Linked DNA regions of Homo sapiens: regions 2, 3, 4, 5 and 6 are each linked to region 1. The links are chromatin contacts, found by Hi-C or POLR2A ChIA-PET in ENCODE. All regions are on one chromosome and are shown on one strand. Each heading gives the region's core, a stretch centred on a gene start or an enhancer-like site at or near the end of the contact. The rest is flanking DNA. Distances are from core to core; before and after follow the strand shown. Region 1 holds the start of C12orf75 (chromosome 12 open reading frame 75). Region 2 holds the start of CHST11 (carbohydrate sulfotransferase 11). Region 3 overlaps CHST11 (carbohydrate sulfotransferase 11). Region 4 overlaps CHST11 (carbohydrate sulfotransferase 11). Region 5 overlaps CHST11 (carbohydrate sulfotransferase 11). Region 6 overlaps CHST11 (carbohydrate sulfotransferase 11).

Region 1 (4,462 bases), core at 553-3,052:
GGCTGGAGTCTAGTGTCAGCACAGAAATAAGCAGGAGAATATCTTTCGGCTACTTGATAGTTCCCTTTTCCCCAGTTCTGGCTATGTATTAGGATGGACACTGAACCAAGACAGCACAGGCTGGTAGAGAAGCAGTACTTCTAGAAGTCAACTAAAAAATGCCTTTATTTATCCAAGAATTAATTATCCTCTCAGCACATGGCTACCACAGCTAATTTTCAAATGGAGAATGCTGTATATTTTGCATCCTGAATGATAGAACGCACCATTGCCTCAAAGGCCATGTTCAAAAACCTGCCAAGTCCTTGATTCTGGTTCATATTTTTATTTTTATGTAAACACAACAGTATGGTTTCAGGGAAGTCTGTTTTTTTTTTGTTTTGTTTTGTTTTTTTGAGACAGAATCTCGCTTTGTCACCCAGGCTTGAGTGCAGTGGTGCTATCTCGGCCCACTGCAACCTCCACCTCTCAGGTTCAAGTGATTCTCTTGCCTCAGCCTCTTAAGTAGCTGGGATTACAGGTGTATGCCACCACACCCAATTAATCTTTGTATTTTTAGTAGAGACAGGGTTTCACCATGTTAGGCTGGTCTCGAACTCCTGACCTCGTGATCCGCCCGTGTCAGCCTCCCAAAGTGCTAGTTTACAGGTGTAAGCTACCATGCCTGGCCTTAGGCAAGTCTTTTAACTAGCATCCCAGCATCCTCTGGGACTCTATGGCACCTGTATTCCTCTGTTAACATTCCTTCTATATTGTAATTAATTTATTTTAATCTATCTGCCTGGTTAGACTGTCTCCCACATATTTGTATCCCCGGAACTTAACAAAGGACTTGGCACAGGCTAGGCTCCCTACAAATATTAAGTGAATTTAAAATGGAGCTTTAATTCCTGGCTTGAAGTCACCTCACAAAACATTTAGTGAGTCTGTATTACAAGCCAGGAGGACGCTATGAAAAATCAGATAGTCTTTCCCTTTAAGGAATTTGTATTCATTTCTATTAGAGTTAATAATAATAATGATAATAGCTGATATTTACTAAAGATAGGGAACTTTGTTAGGTACTTTATATGTACCTGAGTTACTGTCATTTTATAGGTGAAACAAGGGATGTACCCAATGGGTTAAGTTACTTTCCTGAGGTCACGCAGCTATCACGGGGCAGAACGAAGACTTTAACTCAGACAGTCTGACTGCAGTAACGCTGGCCCAACTATCATGTTGAAACGTACAGCACCGTGCCCATCCACAGTTCTCTCATTTATCAGAGAGGAGGTCCTGAATCCAAGTTATTGAAATCGTTGCAGACATTTGTTTTAAAGAGGAATAGGTCAAGATGACCAATCTGGGGAAGAACTTTTGCCAGGCAGTGCGTATGGGGAACAGAGCTGCGTTGGCCTTCTGTTAAAGCAGCTGGGGATTTCGGTTTTGGCTTCAGACCTGCACAACATTCAGTCAATAGCATTTATTGGGCGTCCACTGTGCAGGGTGCCCCCTGCTACTTCCTCTCCTCCCCACATCCTGGGGCAGGGAGGGGAAGTGAGGAAAGAAAAGCAAAGACAAGGCGAGGAGGATGCTGAGGGTGGGCAGGTGGGCACCCCCACCCCGCTGCGCCGGCCACGCCCCTTGCCGCTCCCTCGCCCCGGGGCCCACTTTAAACTCCCGCCCCTCGTAATAACGACCAATGGCCGACCGCGAAGCGCGCAGGAGGCTGGGGATTGGCCAGTGCCGAGGTTGCTGGGGCGACGGGTGGGTCCGGCGGGTCCCCGGGCGGGGCGGGGCCGGGGCGAGGGGTGCCGGGTGGTTTCCGCCCGGCAGCCCGCAGCCCGCTGCGCCCCGGGCCGCGTCTCCCGGCGGTGGGAGGGGGCGGCCCCCACTCGGTTCCTGGCCCCTCGCGGCCCCGTCAGCCTCCCGCTCGGGGTGCGCCGCCCTTCGTCTGGGTCTCCGCCCCCAGGACCCGCGGCCGAGAGCTCCGGAGCGCGGCTTCCCCGGCCGGCTGCGCGATGGGCTGCGGGAACTCCACCGCCACCAGCGCGGGCGCGGGCCAAGGTGAGTCCGGCGGGAGGCGGGGGCCGGCGGGGGCGGGCGGGAGAGGCGGCGGGAAGGAAGGGTGCAGGGATCTTGGGTGGGGGGCGCGCAGCCCCCTCTCCCCGTCCCCATTTTCGGGACAGGAGCAGACCGCCCGTTTCTGGAAAGACCGAAAGCGTGGCAAGTCCCCCGCGCGGGGGCGGTTGCGCCTGGAGCAGTCGAGCCTGCGGGGCGTCTCTGCCGAGGGAGCGCGGGGAGGACTGTCGCGGGCTCCCCTGCAGCCGCCGGGGCTCACCTGCAGCTGGCGGGTCTCAGGGCTCTCCTGGGGGAGAGGATTCCCGGACGTGGTCCCCGGCCGCTCCCCCACCTCCCACACTTGCTCCTCCAGGCCTCTCCCCCATCTCCTCGGAACCAAGGCGCTGCACCTGGAAAAGTGCAGCAGAGCAAGACAGGACTTTTCGGGCAGTGGTGGTGGGGCAGGAAGCGGGGAAGGGTGGGAGTGGGGTTGGGGAGAACTAGAAGCAGAGCTGCAAAAACGCATCTGTGTCTGCCTTGATGCCGAAGACCGGCTGGGCTGCTCTTAGGATTTCTCTGAGAAGCTGCAGCAGTAAGGATGTTTTACATATGTGAGACAGAGCTTTATTATTAACAGTCTGTTAAGATACTTTTCATTAAACACACACACACACACACACACACACACACACAAATAGAAACTTCTTTTTATACCACTTCATGTTGATTGGCAGGCAAGGTCTTCTAGCTTCCCCGGGCCAGCCAGGCTTTGTGTCAAGTGACTTTTGCCAAAACTCACCCTTCTATTTCACCCTGCCTATGTCTCGGGATTTAAGGTACCCTGGATCTGTTTTGAGTAATAACTGCTGACCTATTTCAGTGTCCTTTTGGATAAAGAGCTCCTATCTCCTCCAATTGAAGTCAACCAGATGCCACATCCTAGCCTAACCAGCAAATGCAAACAGCAGTCAGAGGCTGCGGTATTTCCTAGGCGGCTGTGGAGGCCCTGGCAATGACTTTGTAACCTTGGGCCTGTCACATCCCTTAACCCAGACGCCGGTAAAAAATGGAGTTTAAGACTCAATTTGAGTCTTGAATTAAATCCTGTCCTGGTGACAATGCAGAGAGCCACAGGAGAGCGAACTTTTTAGATTCATTTAACAGTGGGGAAGGTTAGTGTAGCACCTTATGCTAATGAGGGCAGACGGGCTTCAAACCTGCCTGTGGCCAGAAAGCTCTGCTTGTATGAAACAATGTCAGGGCCACACCCCGCACTCAAATTGTGTCTCAGTCTACTAGGTACTGTGGCCGTATGCAATCCACTGCATGTGTAGCCTACTTAAAAAAGGTGAAGAAAAGTTATCCACATTAAAAAAAATTGTAGGAAGGATTTGTAGCAGATTTCCCTTAAAATGAGGCTAGTTTCATGCATGTACATTTTGATTTATTAATGAACTGCTTGTCAGTTTTAGGGATGGGGAGGGGGTACCATTGCCAAATGAAAATCAGAATGATGGACCAGGCGCAGTGACTCATGCCTGTGTAATCCCAGCACTTTGGGAGGCTGGGGTGGGTGGATCATCTGAGCTCAGGAACTCGAGACCAGTGTAACCAACATGGTGAAACCCAGTCTCTACTAAAAATACAAAATTAGCTGGGCGTGGTGGCGCCTGCTTGTAATCCCAGCTATTTGGGAGGCTGAGGCACGAGAATTGCTTGAACCTGGGAGGCGGAGGTTGCAGTGAGCTGAGATCGCACCATTGCACTCCAACCTGGGCAACAAGAGTGGAACTCCGCTCCATCTAAAAAAAAAAAAAAAGAAAAGAAAAGAAAATAGAAAGATGGTAAGGTATGATGAGCTAGCTCTAAAATGTTAATGTAAAAATCAAATTTGGGGGGAAAATATGATTTCTTGGGGAAATATGATTATCTTTATGAATATTTGATTGACTTTTTCCCTAGGAGCATCTCTCTTATCACCTAAAGGGAAGTCATATTGAAAAAAAAAAAAAAAGCTACCGAAAGAGTAGTTTGAGGAGCAGCCTCACTTTTGTTTGTGGACAGTGCATGTGAGAGCATGCTATTCTCTCCTCCAGCTTGCTGTTTGCCAAAAATTACTTTTTGTTCAGAGGAGAGAAGGATATTGAGTGCAGATTCAAAACATGCAGGAGACAACATGATGAGCAGGGAGTTATTGCATCACCTCTTTGATGGATATGCCCTTGTCTTGGAGAAGCCATTCCCAAACATTTGCCTGCCTGTGAGTCCACCTGGCTGACTTTGGGATTTGGTCATTGTTATTTTGAAATGTTCTGTCAGTTGGTGTTAGGAATTTAGGTTCAGAGAGGAAATACATCAGGATGAGAGATGTAAAGAAAAATAAACCACAATGCAAAGGTACTGAAAATCTCAGCTGTGA
Region 2 (4,462 bases), core at 651-3,150, 870 kb before region 1:
AGGAGGAAAGTTGCAATTTCAGGTGAGAAAACAGCAAAGACTTCTTGGGAGAGGTGGTAGCTTATGTGTCACAGCCTTAATCCTCACTGTGTTTGGGCAGGTTCCTGATTGTGGGAATGCAAGAATGGATGTTGGGCATGATTCACCATCCTCCCCCACCATGTGGGCCAACTCCATGATCTCTGTGACTCACAGGGAATTGGACTTCTGATCTCTTCCTTGACCCTGTGACTTCCCAAACTGCCTTGTGCATGTCCAGGCTTTGGGGCAGGTAACTGAAGTCTTTGGCCTATGAGGTGAGAGGTCACTTGGGTGACCTGGGAGTAAATCCCTTCCCCTCCCTGGCTCTGTAAAGCCAAGTGTTAAATGAGAGACTTATATTCCAGGCAAAGGCTTTGTGCAAATGCCCATCTAAGCCATGCCCTCTGCAAGGAATCCCCTTTCTTAGTGATGATGGTGGGGAGGTGGGGAGGGTGCAGTGCAACTCCCATTCCTGATCTCCTATCACCAGAGCAGAAGAATCACTGGAGAACGACTCTGTCTGAAGCTTGTTCAGCCTGGCTTCCTTGAGCAAGCAACTTATTCACAGGTAAGTCCAAATTAATACAGCGCACACCGGCTACATAAATATTGTGCTTTGATTGTCTTCTGTAATCAAAGGCAAGGCTGCTGAGTTTGTTACTTTCCCCACCATGCAACTGCTGGAGGAGAACTCTGGGGGAAGGGAACTGAGGTTGCCCAGGTGGTTTTTGTTGCATGTGTCTAACTGCAAGTTGTGTCTCTGTCTATCGAGGGGAGGATAAGGCCCATTACATTCAGATTCAATAAGAATTTATCAAATGCCTATTTTGTGAGAGGCATTGAAAGACACAGTATCTTATTTCATTTTTAATTGAATTAGTAATGACTTGATAAGGCACAAAGGTTAGTCTAACTAACATTTTTTTTTTCCCTGACATACGAGTGATCCCTACACTATTGGCTGTGTCCACTTTATTGATTGTGAAACAGCCTAAATGCATGGAATTGGAAACTGGAAGTCATTCTACACAATACAAGAAAGCAGCACCATCTTTCCATGTACCTGCCAGTGCTATGGCTGGCTTGGCTTTTCCAGCAGTTTTCTGGACTTGGTTGAGGTGGCTTCCTAGGGGCATTTTCTCACCCCCTCCCAGCTAAGACTGCTGTTAATTTTGAATAATTTGGAGGATGCTCTACCCTTTGGGGTAGCAGAGTTTTGCAACCCACAGATCCCTTTTGCCTTGAGGAATGGTGGTGATGGTGGGTGTCAGAGATTCTGTCTGTATAAGTCCCCGGGAAAGCTCAGCTGTCGCCTGACCCGAGGGTCGTGCAGTTTCCTTAACCCTGACTTTAAGTCAGCCCTCTTTAACCCCGACTCCCAAGCTGGGCTGTCCTTTGAAAGAAAAACGAAACCGCCCAGTTCTGAGCGTCGGAAAATGGGCACTCGCTCCCTGGGGGTTTGGGGCAACTTCCCCGCTACGTCGCCCAGGGATTTTAAATAATTGCCAGCCACCAGAAACCCCCTAACCCTTAATTCTTCCCTCCGAGACCCAGCCCGCTGCTTGCCACTTCCCTCTCCAAACGCTGGCGGGGGTGGGTGGCAGCACCGAGGCGATTTTCTTCGTCTTTTTTTCCTCCGGGTTTTGTCATGGAAACGCTGACACAACCTCCAGACGGCGGCCGAGCCCGGCCGGGGACTGAGGGCTTTTGGGACCCTGCGGGAGCGCGGCGCGCACACCGCACTCCCCGGGCAACAGCTGGACGCGACCATATCCCGGGTAGGGGCGGGGGGAGCGCGACGCTCCGCCCCGGCGCTAGGGTCCCTCCCTCCTCCCGGCTCTCCGCAGGCGCCCTCCCCTCGCCGGGGGCCGCGAGTTGCATTTGGTAAAACCCAGCCCCGGAATATATAGATCGTTGGAGCGCAATGAAGTAGCCTTTGGAGAGAAGGGAGAGGGCCCGTCGGACAGCCACAGCGGCCAGCGCAGCGGCAGCGGCGGCGGCACCACCATCACCGCTCGCACCCCAGCCGCCCGGCCCGCGACCAGGCAGCGGCGGCCGCCGGCGGGATCGGAGGAGGCGGCGGAGCGGCGAGGAGGAGGAGCAGGAGCGCGCAGCCAGCGGGTCCACGCATCTCAGCACTTCCAGACCAACTCCGGCACCTTCCACACCCCTGCCCGGGCTGGGGGCTCCGAGAGCGGCCGCGAAGCGACTCCGATCCTCCCTCTGAGCCTTGCTCAGCTCTGCCCCGCGCCTCCCGGGCTCCGGTCCGCGCGGCGGGGTCCCTGCTCCTGCGCCCCGGGCGCGCTTCCCGGACACCCCGGTCCCCGCAGCCAGGACAAAGCCATGAAGCCAGCGCTGCTGGAAGTGATGAGGATGAACAGAATCTGCCGGATGGTGCTGGCCACTTGCTTGGGATCCTTTATCCTGGTCATCTTCTATTTCCAAAGTATGTTGCACCCAGGTAGGGGGCGCGTTAGCGTGGTTTTGTTGGATATTTTCTTCTCTCTCGCGCTCTAGCTCGCTCCGCCTGATTTCTGCCTCTTCCAACCCTACCTCTCCGCCTTCGGCCTCTTCGGGGCTCCTGGCTGCCCAGAGCTCCTGGCTGCCCAGATCTACCCGGGTCACCGCGTCGGGATGGGGAGGAGAAGGGAAGGTGTGCTTCGCCCTCTTCTTCCTACCGGCTCCGGGCTGGAGGATGGGACCAGGAGGGGCGGTAGTTTTTTTTTTTTTTTTTTTCTTCTTCTTTTTTTCTTTGTGTCCCTTGTCTGTCTGTCTGCGAGGTAGCAGGGAAACGGAGAGGTGTGGGAAGCAACCGGGGGTGAGGGGCTGGTTTGAGGAGAACGAAACTCCCTCCCTGCTGCTGCCGAGGTCGGAGGATGAAAGAGTTACCCGGAGCCGGCTGCTCTGCGCCCGGGCGAGCCGCCTCTTCCTGGTTGCCGGGCCGGGGGCGAAGGGTGTACGCCCCGGCGAGGTTGCGAGTCCCTGCAGCAGGCTGGGAGCCCGGGACTGGGCTCCCACGTGTCCCGGGCTCCGCGCAGAGCTGAGCAGGTGTGGAGAGTGGTCGGGTGCCCAGCGTTGCCCCTCCACCACGCGCCGGCCGTTTGCCCCCGGGGTCCGGCTCCGCAGTGACCTTGCGGCTGGTGCCCCGGGGCCTGCTCCAGCCCCCAGCCCTGAGCTGGAAACTCCGAGCTCCTGGGTCACGCCTTGACCACTGCAGTTTTGGAGGAAACTTTGGCCAGGTCCTGGGCTGACCGTCCGTTTGCATCCCCCACTTCTGGGATCCGAGCAACGGGAATCCCCCGGGCGGCGTGGGAATGAACCCCATTCCTCCGGTCCCTTGTGGCTCAGGCAAAGTTCCACGTCCGAAATCTGGACTGGGGGAGGGACGAGGCTCGTCGCTTCCTAGGGGTGCGAGGGAAAGTTTGGGTTCTGGAGAGGGAGGGGCGCCCTCGAGCGCGGCGGCCGGGGGTGAGCAGCTCGGCTGCGAAGCCCAACAGGTAGAACGTTCCGAGAAGCCTTCCGGGTAACGCGGGTCTCCCCGCCAAGCCGTGGCTCCCCTGCTCCCTTTTACCCTCCCTTAGCAGCCCCCTGCCGGGCCACGTTGGCTCAGAAATCCATTTTCTACGCCTCCGAGTTGCCTTTCTCAGCGTAGTCACAGCAATAATTTGCTTTTCTAATTGCAAGGAGGAGGGAGGTGGAAACGCATTTCCTTCCAGGGAAGTGGGGTTGGTGTTTTTCATTTTTGCCTCCCGCCTTCTCCTTTCACTGTGTATCTAACACTTTAAACAGACGCAGTCCCGAATTCATCAAGCCTGCGTTTGGGTCGATGGCAGAGGAATAAAGCTGTTCTTTCCATCAAACAGGCAGGGCTGCAGGCTGCAGATTCCTTGACAGCGCAGGGACAGACGGCCCCTTTGCCCCACTCGGTCTGGAGCAGTTGTTAAGGCAGCCACACTGCCAAGGATATGGTCCGACTCTACCACATGTAACCTCAGGACGTCCGAGCCAGCCCTGTTAAAGATGGCTTTTGTTTGCAGCTGGGTATTTTTAGTTTAATGTCAGCAAACTACAGCGGTGTTTGTCTCCTCACCCAAACCTGCGGTTGTGAAACTTATAAAGGAATTTAAAAATGGACCTGGCTTGCATTCCGGCAGGCAGGCCTTGGTTGCAGTGGGCAGGGCCAGACAGCCAGGGGTATCTCAGAGTGCCAAGCTCCAGGGCCCACCGGAGACCGGGCCAGACTCACCCCAGAGCGCCAGGGGACTGGTGGTGTACAGATACACTCGGGTTCAAACAGTTTAAACAAGGGGCCGGTGATTTGGTCTAGACTCTAGAGCTGTGTTCAGGTTTCGCTGGGACCGTGAATGCCAGTAATGCTCTGTACGAATGCCCAGAACACGGATGAGTGTCAGCCTTCAGCAGGAATGCGCTTGAGCTTCTG
Region 3 (4,462 bases), core at 1,153-3,652, 850 kb before region 1:
ATATAAATAAATAGAATTATAATTATAAAAATTATAATAAACACATGCAAAAACAATATTACATATATGTTATATGTAATAGCATATGTTACACATATATGTAATATATGTAATATGTACACATGTAGTATATACACATATGTGAATAATATATACATATGTTATACACACATATAATATATACACATATATGTAAGATATGTAATATATGTGTGTATATATATTTACAAAGATGAAATCGTCAGGCTTACAGTGTATTTTGCTTTTTCCATGTAGCACCGAATCATGGGCATTTTCTCATGTCATTCAGTTTTCTCTGACAACACTGTAATATTCCATCAGATGGATGTATTTTCATTTTGCCATTCTCCTTTGTTGAATATTTTTGAGAAAGATTTTCCCTTTTAAAAAAATGCCGTTTTTTTTGTAAACTAAACTTTTGTCTGAGTTTCTTAATGTCCCTTTCAGATAAAATTTCAGAGGGGCAATTCAGAGGTTATAAACCTTTGAAGGCTCTTGATAAGTGTAACCAAATTATTTTCTAGAAGATTGTATCTATTGATGCTCCAACCAGCAGTGTGTGAATATGTCCATCTTACTATATCCCAGCTCCTTTGATTAAGCTGTCATCCAGATTCCTGATGGAGCCTTCCTCTATCTCAACATTCATGCTTGCATTGAGTTTTTGGTCCATACTAGATTATAGGCTTCTGGAGGCCACAAACTGTGTCCCCAGTCCCTGGCGTATGACAGACTTGTAATAAAATAAATGTTTGTTGCATACATGCTTGCATGTCTGAATGAATGAGCCAAGGAAGGTAAGGAGAGGTTTCACTTGATCTGGGAAGAGAACAGAACTTTCTTCAGATGTCACAAAGTATCTTATTAATGGGCTTCCAGGGATAGGGGGATTCATGAATGGACAAGTAGCTTGCTGTAAAGCCACCTCCATACCCTCAGTGCCTGTCCAAGAGTCCTATAATAGATCATCCTTAGGATTCAAATTCAATGAAAAGATACATTTTCACTGCTACTCACTAGGTACCCATTACAGGTGTTAAATCATTTAGTCTTCTCCACAGCCTGGCGAGGAGAACTGGCCTCATCCTCATTTTTAGGTGGGACTCAGAGAAGTTTTGTAATTAACTTAAAGTAACCCAGCTAGTAGTTGGTGGAGCTCGGATGCCCTGGCTCATCTGACTCAAAGTGCTCTAATAAGAACTTCTCTCTGCAAAGCGTGGGCTGGCATCTGCGAGAAAAATTTCTTTTTGTGATTTAGGAGGAAAAACATATGGAGAAACCCTATTGTCTGAATGCTGCGTCTCTCCCTAATTCATGTGTTGAAACCTAATCCCCAATATGAGGCTCTTAGAAGGTGGTGGTCTTTGGGACGTGATTAGGTCATGAGGGAGCCCTCATGAATGGGATTAGTGCCCTTATAAAAGAGACCCCAGAGAGACCCTCACCTCTTGTGCCATGGGAGGACACAGTGAGAACCAGGAAGTGGGACCTTTCCAGACACCAAATCTGCCAGTGCCTCGATCTTGGACTTTCCAGCCTCCAGAACTGTTTGAGCAATAAATTTCTGTAGTTTACAAGCCACCTAGTGCAGGATATTTTGATATAGCAGTCCAAATGGACTAAGACAAGGAACGATCCTTGAGCTGAAAGGAAAATGAACAATTGCTCTGCAGTTGGAAAGACACAATGATAGCTCTAGGAGGCATTGTGCACTCAATTGTCCTCAACTGATTGGAGAAAGGAATTCAGTTATGAGGAAGTTCATTTAGTGAGAAGGTCTAAGAGCTCTTCACATGTCTCCTATGACTCTAAGAAGGGTGATGGCTGGCAGCACCCTGAGAATGAAGCCTCTCCAGGGAGCTGTGTGTTGATGGGGCTCTCAAGTTTGGGAAGCAACCCCCCTAACAGGAAGTGGGGGTGGGAGACAGGGAGAGAAAAACCAAAGCAAACCCATAACTCAAACTGTATCTTTCTTCTTGCAAAAGTGAAAGACATTGCTGATCGTTACACACACACACACAAACACACACGGCAGATGGAGCTTCCTGTGTAGTATTTCTGTTACTTATATCTCCAGAAGGAAGGCCTGGGTATATTTTAATTTTATTATTTTCTTTTCTTAAACATTAAAAAAATGATTTCCACTAGCCCATACCAGAGACCCCAAAATACACTGTAAGTAAAAATGTGATGTTTGCCACGTGAATGCAGTGCCAGCACCTCTCTTCCACCAGGTCCACGTCCCTAAGCCTTTTTATATCTGAATTCTGGAGTCTCCACTGACCCCTTCCCCATAGTCTCTTTTATGTACACCCTGACTTCCCAGCAGCAGAGTGCCGAGATGGAAGCGGATGAGGGGAAGTGAGAATAAGTCTAAAATAGCTGTCTATTAGGTTTCCTGTTAAGTAGGATGTGGTCAGTTAGCTTCGGTTATCTGTAAGTCTAGTTCAGGCTGTTCCTGTTAACAGCTGAGTATTCACGGGGCCCCAGAGCATGGAGGTGCTTGCCTGGGAAGGAAAGCAATTATCAGAAATGTTGGGGCCCAGTCACTACCTTGAGGAAAACCGGTGGGATTTAGCCTTTTGGGAAATAAAGGTGGTGTTCCCTGTGGCCATCAGCAGCAGTGGCAGGCAATTTCAAGAGCTTCAGGAGGTGACTGGAACCATCTAGTCTCTGGTCATTTGGGGGATGAGATGACATGGTTTGGTTCTTAACACATAGTGGGAGAGGCAGTGAACTGGTGCCTTCATTCTAGGGGGTTATTGAAAAGGAGGTTTTTAAAACTGGAAATGACAACATGGAAGGAGCCTTTAAACAGTGCATGTCCAAGGCATGTCCAAGGAAAAGCCGTTTTCAAAAGAGTCACCTGTCTTTACTTGGCATTTCCAAACTTGCCTCAGATATCTTTCTGAGGGACTCTTAACGTATTGGTAGAAATTGGATGCAACTCCTTCCTTTCCCAACCCAACTCAAATTGGTTTAAGCAAAAAAAAAGGGCCCCCCCTTTTTTTTGGCTCAGGGAACTGAGCCAAACTCAGTGTGGCAGAGACCAAGCACCCTAGCATGTGATTGTTCATGCTGTGTCTGTCTCCTCATGGTGGCAAGATGGCTGCCTGCGGTTCCAGCCTCCATCCTAGCCTTTCAGCAGTCCCAGTAGAAAGAGAGAGTACTTCTTTTTTCCAGCAGTTTCCACAAAAGTTCTGGAATGTAAAGTTCTTAAGGGCAGGGATTTTTATATTTTGTTTACTGTCATCCCCAGCTCCTAGAACGGTGCCTGTCCTACAGCAAGTGTTCAGTAAAAATCTGTTGAGTGAGCAAATCTCATTGGTGTGGCCGGGATCACATGCCCAGTTTGAGAGTAAGGTTGGGAGTGAGAGAAAGAAAACTGGAGATGCTCTTATCCAAGACAGGCATCAGATCTTGTTTTTCTGATGAATAACAACCAAGAGAGGCAAGAGGTAAAAAATATATAATTAGATTTTAAAAAGTCTTGCACTCTTAGGTAGTAGGTAGTATGCTAGGAAGTTTTTTGCCACTAGGAAAACCTATTTGGACTGAAAATGGCCGCATGAACTTTTGATTCTGTTTACCTCCTGTTGCTAGAAGACAAATGTGTTCCTATGGCTTGAAGAAGCCACAGGACATATTTTTCTCATGTATGCATGCCACTTGTTGAAGATGGCTCACCACCATGTCTGCCTTCCTGCCAGTGGGAAGAGGGAGAGAGGTCCAGCGGAGGGCATTCCCCTTGGATCCATCACTTTTGCTTAAATCTCACTTAGCTCCAGCCATTTATGTCTGTGGGGGAGGCTGGGAAAGGTAGTCTTCATTCCGTGTGGTCATGTGCTAAACTTGTGTTTTCTTTATTCTAAAGGAAGACAGAGAATGGATATTGGGGGTCAACCAGGAGTTCTGCTGCAAAAGGTTCTATACTTTAGTTGGTCAGTGCTCTGAGCCCCTGTTGAATTCAGGCCTATCTTTCATAAACATCTGCTTAGTCAGTGCACTGAGTTGATAGTGTCCCCGCCCCCCCCTCCAAATTCATGTTCTTCCTGGAACCTCAGAATGTGACTTGACTTGGAAATAGGGGCATTGCAAATATAGTTAGTTAAGATGAAGTCAACCAGGTGCAGTGGCTCCCACCTGTAATCCCAGCACTTTGGGAGGCTGAGGTGGGTGGATCACGAGGTCAGGAGTTTGAGACCAGCCTGGCCAAGATGGTGAAACCCCGTCTCTACTAAAAAATACAAAAAATTAGCTGGGCATGGTGGCGGGTGCCTGTAATCCCAGCTACTCAGGAGGCTGAGGCAGGAGAATTGCTTAAACCTGGGAGGCGGAGGTTGCAGTGAGCTGAGATCGTGCCACTGCACCCCAGCCTGGGCTACAGAGCAAGATTCCATCTCAAAAAAAAAAAAAAAAAAAAGATGAAGTCATATTAGAG
Region 4 (4,462 bases), core at 989-3,488, 750 kb before region 1:
AGTGGAATTTTGGTGAACTTCACAGCGGTAGAAGGGAGTGGACTGGGAGGTGCAGAAGTAGTGAATTTTGCAGCCGGAAGGAATCTTATATAGACTAAATCCCCCCTTATTTATAGATGAGGATATCAAGACCCAGCAACAGGGGGTGGTTCTGACCTGAGGTCACATCGCTGGTTAGGATCTCAGCCCATCACTGACTTCCTGGTCTCCAGACCCATTGACTTGCCACTGCTCGGATCTTCCCAGTCGTTGAACCCCGAGTTCCGTTGAACTAGATGCCTTGTAATATAATACACCTAACGATAAGTTTTCCTGAATTGAATATTCTTCCGAAAATCATTTATAGATTTGGTGACTTCTCCATTTTTCTTTTCCTGCATTTGGGTAGAATCAATCTTTGGCTCTGAGCAGATCTTTCTGTTTGAGTGTCTTTCCTAAGATCTTTATCTTTCTGGTTGCATTTTCAGAACCCCCTGCCTCTATTGTGATGAGAGCGCTGGGTCCGTTGGCTGTCTCTCTGGGATGACAGCACGAGTTGAAAAGTGGAGAATTGAGTCATCGGCTTTCTGGCGTGGTTTATTCTGTCCCAGAATCCCTAAGTCCTGTCTGATACTATTTAGTCACTGTCCTTGCAGTGTGAAAAGTGATTCACATGTAAGCCATGGAAAGCGCTCAGCAAGCTCTCTGAGACAGGAATTCTTGAGGAGGCAAAAGCCAACAGTGTTAATTGGAGATAGAGAGATAGGAATTCTTGAGGAGGCTGTGAAAAGCCAACAGTGTTAATTGGAGATAGACTGCCATGTGAGAGCCAAACCCCTCATGTTCTCAGGTAAAAGCTAGGAAAATGTTAGGCTCTTGTGACATGCAGTTGTCTCAGCTTCAAAGCTGGATTAATTAACTCACGTAATGCAAAATGTTTGTTGAGGGCCTATTTTGGGCCTGGTCCTACTCAAAGTAGCAACAAAAAGCAACTTGATGCTGTCTTTGACCAGAAGAAGCCATGAGAAGGTGCCCAGGTACTTATCAAAGGGCTTGGTTACATGCCCCTGTTTCCTTGTTACCCTTAAGCAATGAGAGAGAGATGCTTGAAGAAGAGCAGAAGCTCTGCTTGCTCTTTAAGCTTGGCGAGGGTTGGGTCTGTTTCCCCTCCTCCATTCCTGGGCTCCTAGTACCATGTGGTTGCTCAGTGAATATCTGCTCTTTCTTTTTAGCCTTCATGTGGGAGGCAGTTGTTGTGTAGAGGGAATAAGACTAGACTTGGGTCCAATTTACCTGGGTTGAAGTCTTTGCCCCACCACTTTGCTCTTGTCCCTGGACAAGTCACTTGATGTTGCCCAGCCTCCATTTTTGTTGCATCAATAGAGTGGAGATGCCAGCGATTGATCTTGTGACCTTGGGGGCATCACTTAACCTCCCTGACCTTGGATTTCTCATCTTTAAAATGAGGGACACTGAAGATGAGTGTGGAGCACATGTCGGAACAGACAATGAAACAGGCATTCGTTATTATCATTCCCATGTCAGAAATGGGCTACTATCTTACTGTTTTATCTCAAATGTAATTTCAAGAGAATGATACATGGTAACGTGGGTAACTTTCATTTGTCAATGTGTGGATGCGCCGCCCCTCTCCCCGGGGTGTATTCCTCAGCAGCCCGGCAGGGGAGGGCACATCCACACATTGCCTGCTTTAAATCTGTTGCCCGCTCTAATTGTGTAGACCCACTACACCCAACCAGCTTGTATCCCACAGATGGAAGGTAATTTGAATAACTGTTTAAGCCAAAATGTAATTGGAGATAAAAGCTAAATGTCTAAGGTCTAGCAGTATCAAGATGACCAGAAGTGATGCATTGGATCCTCTGCTGCTTCTGAATCATCTGGGTTAATTACCGTACTCTCCACCAGCTTTGGTCATCAAGGAGCACACAGAATCATTGCTTATAATTGAAGACTGTGGACAATGATCACATAAGATCATCCCTAAGTTACCAGTCCCTTTTATTCTAATGGACATTTGAAGAAAAAGGCCTGAACTTTCAATAAAAGCGTCGTCTTTTTGCTTTCAAGGCCCTTCAGCTAGTTCATTAGGGGATTGAAGCCAGACATCATTTGTGACTTTCCCCCTACATTTGGGGAATGGGGGATAGAATATCTTTTGTGGTTTTTGTTTACAAGAAGGAAGATTTCAGGCTTGAGCTGGAGTACGAAAGGAAATTGAAACTAAAGATTGGGTTCTGGATTTGACTAAAGTTTCTAATATTGTTCAGCCACAATAAAGCCAAAAGCGTTCACTGTATGCTCTGGCTGATATAGTAAAGCATGGGCATTTAAGAAAAGGGTTAATTAGGTCAATTAGATTAGATGTTAGGCTGCCTGTTTCTAAATACCATGGGATGTAATTTATTTCAGTGGAGCTTTAAGCCCTCATGCATGGTAGACATGTCGATTATGGATAAATTAAAGGCAAAATAAATGAATATTCAGTATGTCAGACACAATCAGAGAATGGTAGAAAAATATGTAACTTAACTTTCAACCTCTATAACAGCTAGGATTGTGCCCCATGCAAAGCTTCCTGGAAGTTTGGGAGCCCAATTTTTTCTCTCTACTTGTTGTAATTTACTTCTAGGATATAGCTGGGCCAGGAGGATTTTGTCAAGAAATGGGTGCTCAGTCTTCTGAGGCTCCATACTTCAGTTGGAAGGAAGGGGAATTTTCATATTTCTTGTTTTCTTTTTTTGTAGAGACGGGGTTTCAAGTCCAGGCTGGTCTTGAACTCCTGGCCTCAAGCAATCCTCCTGCCTTGGCTTCCCAAAGTGCTGGGATTAAAAGCATGAGCCACTGCACCTAGCCTGGGTTTTCATATTTCTTATAATTGTCTCAGAACTTTCAGTTCCAATACACTCATCGTGAAAAGCAAGTGAAGCCTTGAATATTGATGTTTATTGAGATCAGGACAAAGTGAAAGGCAAAAATCTGAGTGCCTTTTCTGCCTTTTCTGGTGTTTTTCTGGCCCTCCTGTTCTGTCCTGATTTCTGTCCCTGAACTCCTGACCTTGGACATGCAGGAGCTACTTCTCCCATCAGCCTTTTCTGAGTAGAACCTCTGATAAATGGATGCTTCTTGCATCCTTATCCTTGAGGACTTTGGACTCTGATCCCAAGGGTGTTGGCCTTCATTAGCTTCAGGGTGTTGACTTGCATTAGCTTCTGCTGGGGGAACAACCTCAAGCTTGGCCAGGTGGCAGATATCTGGAAGTCTTCATGACATACTAATATTTGTTGAGATATTAGTACTATCTATGTTTATATATGTATATCTGTGTTTATGATTCAAGCACAGCTGTGTCAACTGTTTAACAAAGTTTTATGGGAGAAAGCTTGATAATTGAGGAAAATTTATCCCTATTTATTTATTTGAACCACAACTTCTTGTAGTTTTTCAGACTTTGAGAAAGCTGGTTATGATTTGATGTAGTGGCCAAACATTGTCGAGTGACTGGAAACCGTTGATTTAAAGGAACACTGCCTGGGATTTCTGGCCTCAGTGAGGGCTGAGGCAGTTATTTGGTGGGCAGGAGGGTGGGGAGGGTCTTTCTGGGTACTGCTGAAGACCCACTACCTCTGTCTAACCTGACAGAGACTTCCCCAGCTGTTCATGACATCCAGGGCAGTGACCTTGGCTGTGTGAGGAGTGGCTCGGGCACAGGTGGTCTCAAAGGGCCTGTTACCCTGGAGCTGCCTCCCTGCATCTTAGCAAGCCTCAGAAGGCACAGGGCATTTTGATGCTGTGGCACTTTGCCATTTGAATTTGAGGAGATTTGTCTTGGCTTGGAAAACAAAGCATTCAACTTGTAGCAAACTAAAAGAAAAAGGAAGAGAAGTTGAGAACAAACACTCCATCCAGGAGTTTGGGCTTTGAGATGGGGATGGGGATGGGACGGAGGGAGGTGGAAAGGAAGTAAGGGATGCACTACGTCATTATCGTCAGCATCATCATTCTATCCTTATTTCATCCAGTCTAAGAAGACTATGGTTGTAGGATGCATCCTTATTTGCGAGAAATTGAAATATGGAAATGTGCGCCTGAGAGTTGTGGCAGCCAATGCACTCAGTGCTTTCCGCTCATGTCCTCCTCTTAATAACTTTATCAGGCAGGTTCTCTCATTATTTCCATCTTATTGGTGAGCAAACTGAGATGCAGGGGGTTAAGAAGCTTGCAGAAGATCACTCTGCTGGCCAGTGGAGGGGCCAGGATTTGAGGCAGGAATTCTAACACCCTTAGAGCCTACCCTTGGCTACAGTGCTCTGCTCCTGAGCAATGAAATCAGCGTTGGGGTAGTCATGTGTGTGTGCGTGTGTTTGTGCTTGAAGACTTTGATGTCAGCATTTTGACCAGATGTGTCAGACAGATATGTTGCCCCTGCCCCATCACCTTTACTGAGTTACTTAAACCCCAG
Region 5 (4,462 bases), core at 1,048-3,547, 660 kb before region 1:
GACCTGGGTGCATTCGCTGAGGTTTTGTTCATTCATAAACGTTAATTGGGCATCTCCCTGCTCCAGGCCTACATTGTGTTTGTAGAGTGCTCCCCCTTTCTGCAGTGGACTGTGTTTCTAACTCATGCGCAGTAAACGAGGTCAGAGAGCCTGGCTTTGGGATCCAGGCTGACCCAAGGTCAAGCTGCGCCCTGCAAATTAGCTGTGTGACCCTGGACACCGTTCTCAGCTTCTCCAGAACACAGTTTTTCATCTGTTAAATGGGTATGATGACAGCTCGTAGCTTACTTGCTTTGGAGGCCAGCCTGCCCGTGTCCAGATCCCAGCTCTGCCACTTCCTCCTCCTGTGAGCCTGGCTTTTCCGTTTTGTCAGTTGATTCACCTTCAGTCAGGAATAATAGCCAATCCCTCAAAAGGTGGCAAGAGAACTGAGTTGATGCATATCAAATACTTGTGCTTAGCACATAGAAATTGCTCAACTCAACAAATGTTAGTTTAGAGGAGGCCCTTAATAAATCTAAGTTCCCTTTTCCCCTCTCGCTTTCCTAAAGCTTCACCTAAGCCAACAGCTGGACAGAGGCGGAAGCTTGCCAAGAGAGTCAGAAGAATCTGGACTCCACACCGCCTGCTGCAGGGCCTGCTGGCCTCACAGGGAGAGGGAGGAAGGGGGGTCCACCCTGGCCAGGTGCACTCTGGTGAGAGCAGCCCACAGAGGCCTTGTGGTCTCCCAACTTCCTCAGTCCTTAGGATGCTAACAGGGCTGTAGCAGAGCGAGTCCTCAAAACCAAGGGGCTTCCCCACCACTCTGAATCCACCAGCAATCTCTGCCTCTGCACGGCACCCAGGGCAGGGTGGTCCTTCCCCGCTTTTCTATTCCAGACCGTCCATGAACTGCCTCCATTTCCTCCACCCACCCCCAACATAGCCTCCTTCATGGAGCATATACACATGTGCAAGTGCATATGTTCAGACCCACACACACACACACTCACACTCATACACACTCACACAAACACATCCATACACACATGCACTCACACTTACACACACACTCCCACACATACACACCCACACATGCACTCACACTCATACACACACTCCCACACAAACACATCCATACACACGCACTCACACTCATGCACACTCTCCCACACATACCCACACACACACAAATATACTCTCACACATACCCCTGCATACACACACATCATACATACACACCACATATACACACACACTCCCACACATACCCCTCACATACACAAACCAATACACACCCACACATACACTCTCACACACACCCCACATAAACACACACCCACACATACATTCTCACACACACTCCCACACATACCCCCCACACCTATACATATACACCAACAGAAACACACACATACATACATGCACATACATGCACACTCACACACACACTCTTTTCCAGCTTTGTGTTTCTGCTTCTGCCTTTTCAGTTTCTTTGATTTCCCACATATGGATTTCCTGCCCTGCCTTCTGAGGGTGTTGGGCAGGTGAGAAGCCCTAAGATCATGTTCAGAGCTGAAAACATAATCACCAGATTGGAATACTGGAGATGAGATGGTAGAGAATGGCTAGTTTTAGCTTTTCTCATTAACACGGGGTGGGAGCAGATGACCTTTTCCTTTTAGCTGACAGCTAGTCTGCTGGCCATGGGCACACCCTCCTCCGCAAAGCCTCTTGTGATCTCCAGTCTGACTGGACACGGCTTCTTGCTGCGCCCGTGATCCTAAGCATGGGGTGTGGGTGGTAGGGAAAAGCCTGGAGCAGGGCTGCTTGGTTGAAATCTTGGCTCTGCAAGTTATTTGGTTTTGCTGTGCCTTCATTTCCCCATTTGCAGAGTGGGGTCAGTATTTGCCCTGATTCTTAGGGTTGTTAAGAATATTCGATGAGGAGAGCCACATCAAGTGCTTGGAATGCCTGTCTACTGATCATTACTGTTACCAGCGCGATCATGGTTTTGATCATGGAAGCTCTTAGCCCACTGCACTGTGATCGGTCTAGGAAGTCCTGTCGCTTCCCCCACAGGTTTCGCAGCAAACGGGCCAGGACAGTTATCTCAGGCAGCCTAGAGAACGCCTACAGTGTGAGCAAAGCCACTGTTTAAAGTGAGGTGATACTTTATTCACCAAAGATTCCTTTACTTACAGAAAGTCCCCCTTGAACTTATGATTTGAATTTTAGACATTTTACCCAATCTCTATCTTTCTCTCTCTTTTTCTCTCTCTCTCTGTCTCTCTCTCCTCCCCGCCCCCAGCCCTCTTCTTGCATAATGTGAGAAGAGGCTTTCAACAGCCAAATGGAAACCCCCTTTGTCACCTTGTAGGCGTGTGGCATTGGGACACTGAAGTTAGCAAATCGGCCAGTGACTCATCAGTTTCCTCTCCATAACTGGGGTGTGGTTGGGGGATGGGGCAAAACTGGCACTTGGCAGGAGGCCTTGGCACAGTTCCCAGGCAGCATTCCTTCTGACCCGTCAGTGACCATGTCCTACCCATTAAGGAATATTGTAATGATCAGCCCTGGAGGAAGGAGCATTAAGATTTCTGCTCTGACTTCAGATGTTTTGATACAATTTGGGTAGCTCGAGTTCTCCATCCCTGACAATGAAAATGCCCAGGAATGTCAGGGAAGCGCGTTTTCTGGAAACCTACCTCCCTGAGACCTGTCTGGCCTGCACAGGGGGGTGGACCGTGTGGGAGAGAGGGGATTGTCCCTCTCTCCCCAAGGTCAGCTCTGGCTTGCGGAGTAATGGCTCGTGTGAGTGATGTGTGTGCAGGACTCCATTAGGGGCCCGGCTGTCCAGCTGTCTTGTGGCAAGTGTCTTTGCAGAGAGGGGCGAAAGGAGCAGATAGCTCCAGAAATGGAGAATAAAGAGACCATTGCTTTCTGCTTTCTGGCAAATTCTGCCAAAATACTGCAGAGAATGAAAAACTTTGAAGGAAAACCCCTTTATCAGCTATCCCATGCCTTGTGGCCATTGATTCCACGAGCAGGTGTTTCTGAGAGCTGGAAGCTGGCCTGGCCCTGGCCTCTTTCAGGAATAGAACATGTGAGGATGGTTGGCTTCACCACCTCCAAAGGGACCTCGGGAGGAGTAACCTCCCAATGGGGCAAGATTACTCACCATGACGGGCAGCTCAGTGCATGGCAACAAGCGTATGCTCTGCTGGGCAGCCTTCTTGGCTGGAAAACTGGCTCGTGATTCTGACTGTGACTCTCCCTCCTACACTTTCCAAGCCAAGAGCCTCCCCCAGATTTCACATGCCTCCCGCATGGCACCTCTGTTCTCCTGCTGCCACCACTCAGACACCCAGGCGTGAGGATTACTCTGAAACCCTGATGCTTGGCCATACCTGCCCCACCATTTCTGAGGCTGCCATAATGAATCACCACAGACCAGGTGGCTTAAAACAACAGAAATGTATTCTTTCCCAGTTCTGGAGGCCAGAAGTCCAAAATCAAGGTGTCAGCAAAGCTGTACTCCCTCTGGAGACTCTAAGGGAAGATTTATTATTTGCCTCTCCCAGTTGCCAAACTCCTTGGCTTGGGGCCCCATCTCTCTGCTCCATGTACACGTTGCTGCCCCCTCTTCTGTCTTCTTTTTTGTCTCTTATAAAGACACGTCATTAATATTTAGGGCCTACCCACACACTCCAGGATAATCTCAAGATCCTTAGCTTAATCACATCTGCAAAGACCGTTTATCCAGAGAAGGTCACATTCCCAGATTCTGGGAATTTGGATGTGGACCTATCTTTTGGGGAGGTACCATTCAGCCTACTGTACCTGTTAATGGAATGGTTTGTTACATGGATTAACACTGACTTGAGGCTTTCTAGGGTGAGCCTAGAGCATTTTCTCAAAAATACACATGTGGTGACACCTATTTTTAGCTATTTGACTTGGACAAGTAACTTACCCTCTTTGGGCCTCAGTTTCTTCACCTGTAAAATGGGAATGATAATAGTACCTACCCATAGGTTTGTTATGAGCATTAAATGAGTTCATGTAAGTACAGTGCTTCGAGTGCTATCTGGCAATTAGCAAAGCACTCCATAAATATCAACCATTCTTATGGTGATTATCATCATGGCATCATAATCATCATTGGAAGCTACCCCAGGCAATGAGACTGTCCTAGACAACTCATTTAACATGTAGCACAGCACATTCACAAACCGTTTGTTTCGACTTTTCGACCTACTTAAAATCACTTGGAATTTGTTGCCGTGTGACCTTGGGCAAGTTCCTTAACCTCTCTGAGTCTGGCAGAACATTCCCTGGAAGGGCTGCTGAAAGATTAAATGTGGTCAGCCTCGTGACACATGTTCTGCATCAATCCACGTTGGCTGAGCAGTGAGAAGGCAGCATGTTACAGTCTTGCCTCTCCACAGACGTTGGTGGCATCTTTCTTCCCTGCCCGTGT
Region 6 (4,462 bases), core at 896-3,395, 630 kb before region 1:
GGTTTTAAGGGACCATGAGAAGTTGGGAGCACAGAGAAGGGCCCCTGATTTGGTCTCTGGGGGTCAGGGAGGGCTTCCTGGAGGAGGCGACAACTAAGATGAGATTGATGGATAAGTAGGAGTTAGCCAAAGTGAAGTACATAGTGGTGAGAGCTGAGATGGAATGGATACCAAGGCCTCAATCTAGAGATTAGGCCTCTGGGCTCGGGCACACCCCTACTCTCTGGGACCGCTTATATAAAATGAGATACAGTTTACATCAAGGATCTGTCACTTTTTCTTAAAAAGTCAGATAGTAAATATTTTAGATTCTGTGGGCCAAGAGGCAATATCAAGGATATTACATAGGAACTTGTATAGTTACTTAAAACAAAACCATGTAAAAATATGAAAATTATTCTTAGCTCCAGGACCATATTAAAACAGGCAGCTAACTGGATTTGGCCCGCACATTTATCTCAAAGTTTGTGGTCTTACCCAGCTTTATGGCATATCTATTCATCAGAAAGCTTTGCCAGGTATTGTATAGACCATGGGGCAGGGGGTAGCTTGTATCATGGACGTACCTACATTAAAAGCCCCCAAGAGCCAGCAAAAACCCATATTCAAACCTACCTCCACTCTCCAGCCGCAGTCCAGCCCCAGCCAAGCCACTTAACCTCTCTGAATCTGTTTCCTGATCCTGTGGAATGTGGGTAATAGCACTGCTTCTCAGGGCTGCTGTTAGCTGCCTTCTCATTCCTCTTACTCAGCATTCATCAAACACTTATCCTGCACTGGGCGCTGCACCAGGCCCCGGAGTTCAAAGGTGGCCAAGATGCCACTTTTGAAAAAAATGTTTTTTGAATGTGTTTTTTGGTTTTGTTTTGTTTTTGTGGTCATTTTCTTAAAAAACCTGGGTGTGGTCAAGAGCACAGCCCCCTGTTTTGACGCTGCATTAGTGGAGGGAATGAGTTTAACGAAGCGGGTGACTTCACCTGGGTCACCTGCCAGGATTCTATCTGGGGTCACAGTTACTTCAATAAAGTGAAGCAGGAACGAGGCAGAGGGGACATGGGCCTTTGTGAGAATGAACGATGGAAACTCTTTGAACTCCTGGGATAGAAAGGCCAAGCTGTCACTAGAGCTGTTCGTGATGGGAGAGTGATTAAAGCTCGTTGGAGTTTCCTGCCTTCTTCTGGCATCAGAACTTTATGCCTGCTCTGTGTTCGGAACCAGTGCAGCTCCGAGTCCTGAGCTTTGACGTGGGAATCAGATTTCCCTGGGCCTGAGTCAGATTCTGGGCCCCACAGAAGTCAGTGGCTCCCATTTGGCTGAGGGGGTTCCCACCGGACCCTTTGCTGGGTAGAAAACACAGCAGCCAAGAAAGATCTGTTGGTCCTTGAGTCAGCTGTTGAGAAATGGAGCCACAGGGGATGCTGGGGGGTTCTCCGAAGCTTGACACCCTGCCTTCAGATCCTGGCATCATCATTTGGCAGGAACACGTGTGGCCTTTCACAAGCAACAGGATTTCTTTGAGCCTCAGCTGTCCCATCTGTAAGATGGACATGGTGTTGCCTTCCCAACTGGCTTGCCCTGAGACTAAATTTGGAAATTGCCAACATTCCTCGAATGCTCCTTATGTGCCAGCTATTGTGGGGAGGGCCTCAGCTCAGCCCCCTCCAAGGCCTGATAGTTTGAAGGCACTGAGGTAGAGGTTTTGTGTCTGTTCCTAGAATTAGGCAGTTTGGTTCCAGAATCAACATCCTTAACCATTAGATGACACTGTCTGTGAAGAGAAAGAAAACTCATGAAAACACAATTCACAACACAATGAGTGTGTGTGTGTGTGTGTGTGTGTGTGTATGTGTCCTTGTGGTTTGCTTATTGAACAAGCATTTCCTGAGCACCTACTTTGTGCAAAGCCATGGAAACATAAAGATGACTAAGGCACAGTTCCCAGCTGCAAGCGGGGAGCTTCCAGACATTTCTATCTTACCTCAGAGCTAGTGATAAGAATAGGTTCCCTCACTCTCACTTCCACCCAGCATGTGCCTTAGCTTACAATTGATAGATTTTTTTAATTCTGTGACCACAGAGCTCTTTGCCAGAAATGGGGGCGGGGGAAATCCATTACCCAGAAGCGGCCCCAGCTCCCCCTTCACAGCCCTCCTTTCTTGTGGGTAGCTGGCATTGCCACGTACAGAGTAACTTGGACGTGACGCTTCACCGTGAAGTCACACTCCTGGCCTGCTGGGAACAGTGGGGCAGCCCTGGAGGAGCCAACCCGATGAATAACGTTATTGGAGGTGTCCATATAAAGAGGACCTTGTGTAAATAAATGATGTGACCCTCCCACCCCCACTTTGGCAGGGCTGCGGAGCTGAGAAAGGGAAGCACAGGAAATGTGTTTATTTTGCCTTTGCTGAGCAGTCGTTCTGAGGGTACACAATGCAACATTAAACCCCAGGGGAGCCTCCTAGGTATGTTAACTCGCCATCTGCATGCTCCCTTTGCTGTGCAAAGAGCACAGAAATGGTTTCCAAGCCTTCTGTTTGGCTCCCACCCACCCTACCTTTTTTCTTTTTTCCTTTTGTCTACTTGGGAAATTTTTGAAGATAAAGTGCAGCAGATGATATAATAAACACTTTTTACTCACCATCCTGAATTCACAAATGTAACATTGTGGCATATTTGCTTCAGATCTTTTATAGATCTGCCTATATAATAGAAATAAACCATCAGGGTCAGGCACGGTGGCTCACGCCTGTAATCGCAGCACTTTGGGAGGCTGAGGCGGGCGGATTACTTGAGGTCAGGAATTCAAGACCAGCCTGGCCAACATGGTGAAACCCCGACTCTGCTAAAAATACAAAAAAAAAAAAAAAAAAAAAAAAACATAGCTGGGCGTGGTGGTGCACACCTGTACACCTGTACTCCCAGCTACATGGGAGGCTGAGGCAGGAGAATTGCTTGAACCGGGAAGGCAGAGGTTGAAGTGAGCCGAGATCACGGTACTGCACTCCAGCCTGAGCAACAGAGTGAGACTCGGTCTCAAAAAAAGAATAAAATAAAATAAACAAACCATCACCAAGGTAGAAATCTCTTTTGAATCTCCTCTTCTCCCCTTCATCCCTGCCTCTCAACCTCTTATGAATTTACAATATAAATTCCAGTGTTTGTTTTATACTGTGACTCCTATATCTGGACCCAGATACAATATGCAACACAGGTTTATGTTTTCATAATTTATGTAGGTGCTATCATACTGAATATATTACTCTTCAATTTGCCTGTTCTGTACAACTATGTGTTTTGATGTCCAGCCCTGTGGATCCCTCAGTCTGTTCCAATTACTGTATCATGTTCCATCATATGATTATATTGCATTCTATTTATGTATCTACCTATAGGTAGACAGATAAATTGCTTCCATTTTTTTATCATTATGAATAACATTGATCAAAGCATCCTGGTGCATGTCTGCCTTCAGATGCACAAGTATAAGTGTGTCCCTATAGTGTGTGTCTCAGGACACCCGCCAGCAGTGGATGGGGACCCCGATTTCCCTGGGTCCTCCTCACTGCTTCGTGTTGACATATTGTGATAGTTAATTTTTTGTGACAATGTGACTGGATTAAGGGATGCCCAGATAACTGGTAAAACATTATTTCTGGGTGTGTCTGTGAGGGTGTTTCTGGAAGAGATTAGTCTTTGAATCAGTAGACTGAGTAAAGAAGAGCTTCCTCTCCAGTGTGGCCGGGCATCCTTCCAATCACTTGAGGCCTTGGATCAAACAAAAAGGTGGAGGAAGGGCCAATTCTCTCTTTTCTTGAGCTGGGACGTCGGAGCTCCTGGTTCTCCGGCCCTCGTATCCAGACTGAATCTCACCACCAGCTTTCCTGGTTCTCCAGCTTGCCAATGACATATCATGGGACTTCACAGCCTCCATAATCACACGAGTCAATTTCCATAATAAACCTCCTCTTATATATGTCTTATATATCCTACTGATTCTGTTCCTCTGGAGCACCCTAACACACAGATGTTTTGTATTTCTTCCCAACTAAGTGGCCTCTCCATTGAAAAAAATAAGAAAATTTAAAACAAGGAGCTTGCTCAGAAGTGGCATGACCTGCCCATGAAAAGGAATGCTTTGTAAATCCCAGAGTTCAACATCATCTTTCCTCAGGGCTCCTGGAGATTCTGGACTCAGGAGCACTTTTCTTTTCTTTTCCTGGGACCATGCACAGTGGCATGGCATGTCAGCCTTTGCCAAGTAAAGGGCGACTTCCTATGGCATTTTTGACCAAGTCTTGACTTTCTTACCTGGGTCATTTAAGAATATTTGGGCCTCTTCTCCCATCTGCTGTCAGCACCTGGTCCAAGCCTCATTACTCATCTCTTGCCTGGATGGGTGCCCTGTGTCCTTACTGGTCTCCTGGCGTCAATGTCCCCTAGTTGAATGCATCAGCATGTTTAT

Evidence for each region. A loop is a pair of places that touch in the nucleus more often than their neighbours do. ChIA-PET counts read pairs that join two places held with the same protein, here RNA polymerase II (POLR2A). Pooled maps may share reads with other maps.
Region 2: a pooled map shows a loop between it and region 1 (8-fold over the local background). The contact joins the promoter of CHST11 here to the promoter of C12orf75 in region 1. A Hi-C loop is called at or near these places in 1 of 37 single-sample maps with no recorded cell type and 9 of 50 pooled maps. POLR2A ChIA-PET finds 5 or more read pairs at or near these places in 2 of 52 experiments (T-cell and activated CD4-positive, alpha-beta T cell).
Region 3: a loop to region 1 is called in a map of OCI-LY7, with 3 times the contacts of the local background. The contact joins the enhancer-like site here to the promoter of C12orf75 in region 1. A Hi-C loop is called at or near these places in 1 of 168 maps with a recorded cell type or tissue (OCI-LY7), 3 of 37 single-sample maps with no recorded cell type and 3 of 50 pooled maps. POLR2A ChIA-PET finds 5 or more read pairs at or near these places in 1 of 52 experiments (activated CD4-positive, alpha-beta T cell).
Region 4: a loop to region 1 is called in a pooled map, with 4 times the contacts of the local background. The contact joins the enhancer-like site here to the promoter of C12orf75 in region 1. A Hi-C loop is called at or near these places in 2 of 37 single-sample maps with no recorded cell type and 4 of 50 pooled maps.
Region 5: a loop to region 1 is called in a pooled map, with 4 times the contacts of the local background. The contact joins the enhancer-like site here to the promoter of C12orf75 in region 1. A Hi-C loop is called at or near these places in 2 of 37 single-sample maps with no recorded cell type and 8 of 50 pooled maps. POLR2A ChIA-PET finds 5 or more read pairs at or near these places in 1 of 52 experiments (activated CD8-positive, alpha-beta memory T cell).
Region 6: a pooled map shows a loop between it and region 1 (2.0-fold over the local background). The contact joins the enhancer-like site here to the promoter of C12orf75 in region 1. A Hi-C loop is called at or near these places in 2 of 37 single-sample maps with no recorded cell type and 7 of 50 pooled maps. POLR2A ChIA-PET finds 5 or more read pairs at or near these places in 1 of 52 experiments (activated CD8-positive, alpha-beta memory T cell).

What each region holds. Positions count from the first base shown.
Region 1 is chr12:105,328,889-105,333,350 of GRCh38, forward strand. C12orf75 (chromosome 12 open reading frame 75) reads left to right here and starts at 1,803. Exons shown (of 6, transcript NM_001145199.2): 1 at 1,803-2,049. The coding sequence starts at 2,004. RefSeq lists silencers at 1,439-2,098, 2,129-2,228 and an enhancer at 2,885-3,428.
Region 2 is chr12:104,455,048-104,459,509 of GRCh38, forward strand. CHST11 (carbohydrate sulfotransferase 11) reads left to right here and starts at 1,901. Exons shown (of 3, transcript NM_018413.6): 1 at 1,901-2,482. The coding sequence starts at 2,365. RefSeq lists enhancers at 1,570-1,619, 1,640-1,719, 2,640-2,689 and silencers at 1,790-1,919, 2,000-2,169, 2,210-2,489, 3,080-3,219, 3,380-3,439.
Region 3 is chr12:104,476,154-104,480,615 of GRCh38, forward strand. The region is part of intron 1 of CHST11 (carbohydrate sulfotransferase 11); the gene reads left to right. Among named protein-coding and RNA genes, the nearest start is that of CHST11, 21 kb to the left of the region's middle. RefSeq lists an enhancer at 2,568-2,617. Within about 2 kb of position 2,403, at least 10 of the 41 ENCODE cell types and tissues checked have a DNase peak (open chromatin) inside an H3K27ac peak, as active enhancers do; they include OCI-LY7, where a contact is called at or near this core.
Region 4 is chr12:104,578,036-104,582,497 of GRCh38, forward strand. All of the region lies in intron 1 of CHST11 (carbohydrate sulfotransferase 11), which reads left to right. Among named protein-coding and RNA genes, the nearest start is that of MIR3922, 11 kb to the right of the region's middle. RefSeq lists an enhancer at 2,080-2,189. Within about 2 kb of position 2,239, at least 3 of the 41 ENCODE cell types and tissues checked have a DNase peak (open chromatin) inside an H3K27ac peak, as active enhancers do.
Region 5 is chr12:104,669,499-104,673,960 of GRCh38, forward strand. All of the region lies in intron 2 of CHST11 (carbohydrate sulfotransferase 11), which reads left to right. Among named protein-coding and RNA genes, the nearest start is that of MIR3922, 80 kb to the left of the region's middle. RefSeq lists an enhancer at 1,913-2,517. Within about 2 kb of position 2,298, at least 31 of the 41 ENCODE cell types and tissues checked have a DNase peak (open chromatin) inside an H3K27ac peak, as active enhancers do.
Region 6 is chr12:104,693,631-104,698,092 of GRCh38, forward strand. The region is part of intron 2 of CHST11 (carbohydrate sulfotransferase 11); the gene reads left to right. Among named protein-coding and RNA genes, the nearest start is that of MIR3922, 100 kb to the left of the region's middle. RefSeq lists an enhancer at 2,092-2,231. Within about 2 kb of position 2,146, at least 8 of the 41 ENCODE cell types and tissues checked have a DNase peak (open chromatin) inside an H3K27ac peak, as active enhancers do.